Linked DNA regions of Mus musculus: region 2 is linked to region 1. Evidence: chromatin contacts called from ENCODE Hi-C data. All regions are on one chromosome and are shown on one strand. The core of a region is the stretch at or near the end of the contact, and the rest is flanking DNA. Distances in the headings are between cores, read along the strand shown.

The links. Hi-C counts contacts between places; a loop is a spot of excess contacts on that map.
Region 2: a loop to region 1 is called in a map of T-helper 17 cell, with 65 times the contacts of the local background. The contact joins the enhancer-like site here to the promoter of 4933417A18Rik in region 1. A Hi-C loop is called at or near these places in 2 of 37 maps with a recorded cell type or tissue (T-helper 1 cell and T-helper 17 cell).

The regions. Positions count from the first base shown.
Region 1 is chr13:34,923,075-34,925,979 of GRCm38, forward strand. 4933417A18Rik (RIKEN cDNA 4933417A18 gene) reads left to right here and starts at 1,335. Exons shown (of 5, transcript NM_025750.3): 1 at 1,335-1,637. The coding sequence starts at 1,463. It also overlaps a transcript of Fam217a not described here.
Region 2 is chr13:45,782,448-45,785,195 of GRCm38, forward strand. The region is part of intron 4 of Atxn1 (ataxin 1); the gene reads right to left. Among named protein-coding and RNA genes, the nearest start is that of Atxn1, 180 kb to the right of the region's middle. Within about 2 kb of position 1,395, at least 1 of the 3 ENCODE cell types and tissues checked has a DNase peak (open chromatin) inside an H3K27ac peak, as active enhancers do.

The DNA.
Region 1 (2,905 bases), core at 85-2,584:
ATCCTTCTATAACTACCTTTTTTGTAACATTTTATCTATGCTGTAATTTTATAAAGAACTTTTGTCTAAGAATGTATAAATTGTTAAAGAGAGAAAATAGTGTGGCTGTTCTGCTTCATCCACCAAATGTATATGCATATGTATATGGGTATATGTATATGTGTCTGCCTATATGCATGTGCAAAATGTCTACGTGTCTCTCTGTCTATATGTATGTGCATACATATGTATGTAGATATATGCGTATGTGTATAAGTATGCATGTGCACTTGTGAAATTGGTGAAATGGGTGGTGGGGCCCAGCCACAGTGTGTGTGTGTGTGTCTCCCTCCCCACCCCACCCCACCCCACCCCACCCCACCCCCCATGTATGTCTGTGTGTCTGACTTTTTTCTTCTTTTTCTTTTCTCTCTGGCTCATGAAGAGTTAAGGAACTCCAAGCCTCTCACCTGGCCAGCAAGGGACCCTTGAGTGAGAGAGAAAAGAGTCCAAGTGACTAAGCCTTTATTCTTTATCCCCTGCTGCTATCAGCAGAAGTTAAATTTCCAGAAGCCAGTGGCTTTGGGCCACAGCATAGCAGAGAGTTAAAGAATGAGTTAAATTGCTAAAAGTAAGAAGCTTTTGACCACTCAATTGCTGACTCTATGTCCCCTTTTGGTGCTGTCTTCTTGGGGAACTAGATTCTGGGATACCCCAGCCCTGCCCCCCTTCCGCCTGAAACACACTATTATTTGCATTTTCACCTCAAGCTGGAGACTAGGTTCTCAGCCACTTCTCAATGCTCCAGCTGAGCTATGAAGTGTGAGGCATCATTGTTCTTTAGTACTTGTGTTATCCTCTGCTCCTTGGTCTACAGTGAAGGAAAACTAACACTAAGGAGATTTTTATGTGTTCATTTGCTTTGTTTCCTTTTTAAATCTGGAAAAAAGAATAAATAGCAGATGGCCCTCTTACCTGTGTTACTCTGGACATTTCCTTAGTTTTGTACCATAAAGCGCTTCCTCGGATCTACAGGGGGCAGCACTGATGTAACCACTCTTTGGGGGGCCTCCTAGGTCTGTGAAGTCTTAATTATGCACACACCAGGTTTGAGACCTCTAGGAAGGGAACACAGCACAGGCTATGTGCACACCAATCTCCTTCCTTTCAGGAAAACTCTCCCTTTTTGCCTCAGAATTCATCCACATCCAGTCAAGAAACTGGAGTTTCTGTGGAAAATCTCTGAATTATTTGGCAGGATACCTTCCATGGGCAGCTTTTCTGTGCTTTGAAGGTGCAGAACAAGTTCTCAGGGTTCCAGGCCAATACCTGGGCCATTGTGACACTCAGAATGCAAAGGAGACCAGAAAGCAGGTTCCACCATCTCCTCATGGAGATGGTAGCGAGCTGAGCCGAAGAAGACTTGCATGGCAAGTCTCTAGGTTTCACTTTATCTGCTGCCTTTGTAACTTAGAAGACCATCATGGACGTGGACATAGACCCTGAACAACTCTTTACTGAAAAAATGCCAAAAAATTATGCCCAGCCTGACGTCTTGAATCACACATTTGACCTTCTCTCGAACCTTCACAAGTTGCTCCCCAATCACTTGGTGGAAGTGCTTCATTCCTACAGAAGCGAAGAGGACAAAAACAAATGTATGTAGGGAGAGTGCTTACATTTATATTTGCATGGTGATGTGAACCCTCCTCTTCTAGATGTGGGTACTAACTTCTTGACATTACAGGTGCCCTCAGTTCATGAGACGCTTGCCACATTATGGCTTGAGAAGCCTATGTTCTCAAAGTGGCCTGTGGACTTTGCCCATGAGTTGAGGTCATTTTTTTTTTCCTTTACATCATCTTTCATGAGCCAACATAAAATGCCATTCATCTCTAGGCAAAGCGCACCCATGGAAAGATGGAAATCCATACAGCCACGTACAGATGTACTCAAGTTACAACTTAAGATGAGGGTTTGAGTTTGAGATTGGTAGGGAGAGGTTTCAAGGTGTGGATCAGATTACACAATGACTTTAAACTGTTGGGGCAAAATTGGTCGCTTGTATTCAAGCGAATCTCTACTTCCTAATCCAGGGTGTGGTGGATGAATCCATATATCCAGTTTACATTGCACATTATATAAAGAACACACAGATTTATTTTAAAGCAGTTTGAGTAAAATAGCTGCGTGGACAGGCAATTCACAGGATGAGCTGCAGGTATCCAGAAAGTGGGTAAATAAATCCAGGAGTATTAGTGGTGACATAGGCTCAATTAGAAGCGACCAGACATGATAGGAAATGAGTGCTCACTGAATAGCATGCTGGCTCAGGCACCTTAGAGTCGACCTGAGGGCTTTATTAAATTTCAAGTGTACGTTAGCTTAAGTAAACTGAGCTTGGCAGAGAGAAGCAGAAGGTCATTTTCTTCTTTCTAAGCTCTCCCTTTCTTCCCACTTTTTTTGTTAGTTCTTTGAGAATTCCATACAATGTATTATTTTGATCATATTAACACTGCCCCCCAACTCCTTCCAGACCCATTCTGCCCCTGCCTCAGCTTTTCCTTTTGATCCATTCAATTTTGTTGCTTCCTTTAGGTGAAATTACAGGTAAATTTCTTAGCTTGGGGGAGGGTCATACTGATAATGAAATACCAGTTCTAATACAAGCTCTCTAAATTCATTCACGGCATGTTTAAGTTCTTTCTGCTTCCCTCTGCTCTGGTGTACTGAGACTTCGAAGCCAAGGGAAGGCGTGGTGATGTGCTGAGTTTTTCTCTTTCTGTGTCACCTTTTCCTTCAGTGGCTTCTGTACTATTGACAAGAGTGTGGGAGCAAGGAAAGGAAGGGGAGAGACTGAAAAGCCTCTTTCCTGGCAGTAAAACACCAGGTCATGACCCCAACACCCCTATTCTCTGGCAGAGGA
Region 2 (2,748 bases), core at 145-2,644, about 11 Mb after region 1:
CACCCCCTCACTGGAACTTTGCTCTGTGCTACAGTCTCACATGCATTTCATGACAGGTTGCTCTGAGCCTCAGCTAGGTTACTGGTGCCTTTAGAGCAGAAATGACCACATGTTATATGTCTTTCTATACTGTCCCTCTGTGTCCACCATAATGATGGACTTGTCACCCATGTATTTCTTGAACAGGTCAAGTTTGTATCTTTGTCCTCGGTGTTAAGAGTCACAACCACAGATGGAGTAATTTCTTTGTTTATGTGTTTTAGAGCCTTGTTAGTAAACCGTCATACGACTGCACACAATCAATCATGATGGTCCAAATGAGGGCATGGCCAACTCTACCTTGGGCAAAGGGCTGGAATACAGATAAGACTTTCTTGAGACCAGAGAGTGTTCTGTTCTCTTTACTCTACTTCTCTATAATGTAAGTGAGTGTGTAACACACTCAGAGACAAACTAATCAGATATTTTGGAGATGGACACTATGTAAGTACATACCACCTGTCTTAGGGTTTCTATTCCTGCACAAACATCATGACCAAGAAGCAAGTTGGGGAGGAAAGGGTTTATTTAGCTTACACTTCCATACTGCTGTTCATCACCAAAGGAAGTCAGGACTGGAACTCAAGCAGGTCAGGAAGCAGGAGCTGATGCAGAAGCCATGGAGGGATGTTCTTTACTGGCTTGCCTCCCCTGGCTTGCTCAGCCTGCTCTCTTATAGAACCCAAGACTACCAGCCCAGAGATGGTCCCACCCACAAGGGGCCTTTCCCCCTTGATCACTAATTGAGAAAATGCCTTACAGTTGGATCTCATGGAGGTATGTCCCCAACTGAAGCTCCTTTCTATGTGATAACTCCAGCTGTGTCAAGTTGACACATAACTAGCCAGTACACCACTCCTGCATTTTAGAAAACCACGTATTGATTCTTTACATAGTACTAATAAAACTGGAAGCAGCTAAGGTCAAAAAACCCCAAGTAGCCATTCGTCTTAATCCATTTTTTTTCAAATCCAATTTCCTAGTTTTTATTCCCTCCTAGGGAATGATGGAGATCAGGTAAGAAATACCATCCATCAGAGATGGACTCTCCTCTCCGGGTGTCTTCTCTTAATTCAATTTCCCGTGCTGTTTCTACTGTAATTTCCAAACACAGCTGTTCTCTTCTGAGTGTGATAGCTCTGCCCTACACACATCCCTGGGAATAATAAACAAACAACAGGGCACAGTCTATGCCACCAATCACACTCTGCAACATTCTCTACCCACAACACTCTGAGTTGCAGGCAAGCAGGCACACATGAGAAACTCACAGCCTTCCTGGACAGGATCCACACCCGGACATTGGAACATGTCCATGTTTAACTCCCACCGCTCTTCCCAAGAATGAGCAAGCAAGGTCTTGCTGCTGCATAGTGTTACATCATCCTTGCAATCACAGGCAATGCCCAAAGTGTTCTGCTGTCATTGTTCCTGTCACACACCTCCTAATTAGTGTCAGGGTGTCCTTTCCATGTTAACGAGGCCACAACACGCCTGTGGGCACTCACTCACAGAGACACGTATTCATGAGCGCATCCCCAGATACGCTCCTGAGCACACAGCTCCATCTTCACGTGAGCGACGTTCCCCCCCACACCCCCACACCCCCGTTTATAAATAGAGTATGCTCCACCCACCCTTGCATGCGAATATGCCCAAGATGTAAAGCTTGGGAAGAAGAAACACAAGCAGACACTTGATAGAGTCTGAGATTGGGGGCAGAAGCTAGACAGGCTGAGGCATGAAGGGACCCTTAGGGCCACACATTTGGGGAGGTTGCTTTCCTTCCTACCCTCCTGCAGGACTCAGAGTCTCACTGGGGACATTCATGTTCTTTGCTCCTCTGTTGGTGCCTTCCCAAGTTCAGGTGACTGAATGAAGGAAGACTTCTCTTTAGTCTGTTCATGGTGGTATTTACTATCAAGTAATGTCTCCTTAAGCTCAGTAGAGGGTAGGCAATGAACTCTGCAGCTTGCCAGAGTGATTCAGAAAAAAACCCTAGAGACATACAACTTCTGGGCCAGGAAAATAAGGGGCAGAAAGAGAAGTAATGGGTGCATATTTTATAATTTTTACAGGATGGGTCTTTCTTCTGTGCGGATGACTCTATACATGACTCTTGTCTGTAAATACCCAAGCCCTTACTGCATACCATAAAAAAATCAAGGCAGGTTTCTAGAACTATCATAAACATAGGCCTCTTCAATTCACAAAATATATCTGAATACATTATGTTGCTTAATCATCTCAACACCCCCGAGATAGATATGATAGATATGGTAATTACATCTATTTTAAGATCAACAGAAGAAAAAAAAAAAAACCAAACAAACAATAAAAACCTCTCAGGTTTTAATTGACTACCCTAATGTCACAGGGCTAACAAATCACAGAACTGAAAGTATTACGATTATTATGGTTATTTTGGCAGTGTTGGATCAAGTCTGAGGGCCCAAGGCAAGGATCCTCCCACTGAGCTATAGCCTCAGTCCTTAGATCTAAAATTTGAAGCTAGAATTTCTGATGCCAAATGTCATTTATTCCCCACTGCATGCATCCCCTCCCGTTTTTCTTGAATTCAGGTTTTCTTCCATTTTATTATAGAACCATATTCATAATCCTATGGGAACCTTGCTCGTTACCTAAAGATGTGTTGCTGGATGGAATAAACCCTCCAATGTCTGTACTCCTTTCCAATGCTCCCTTCTC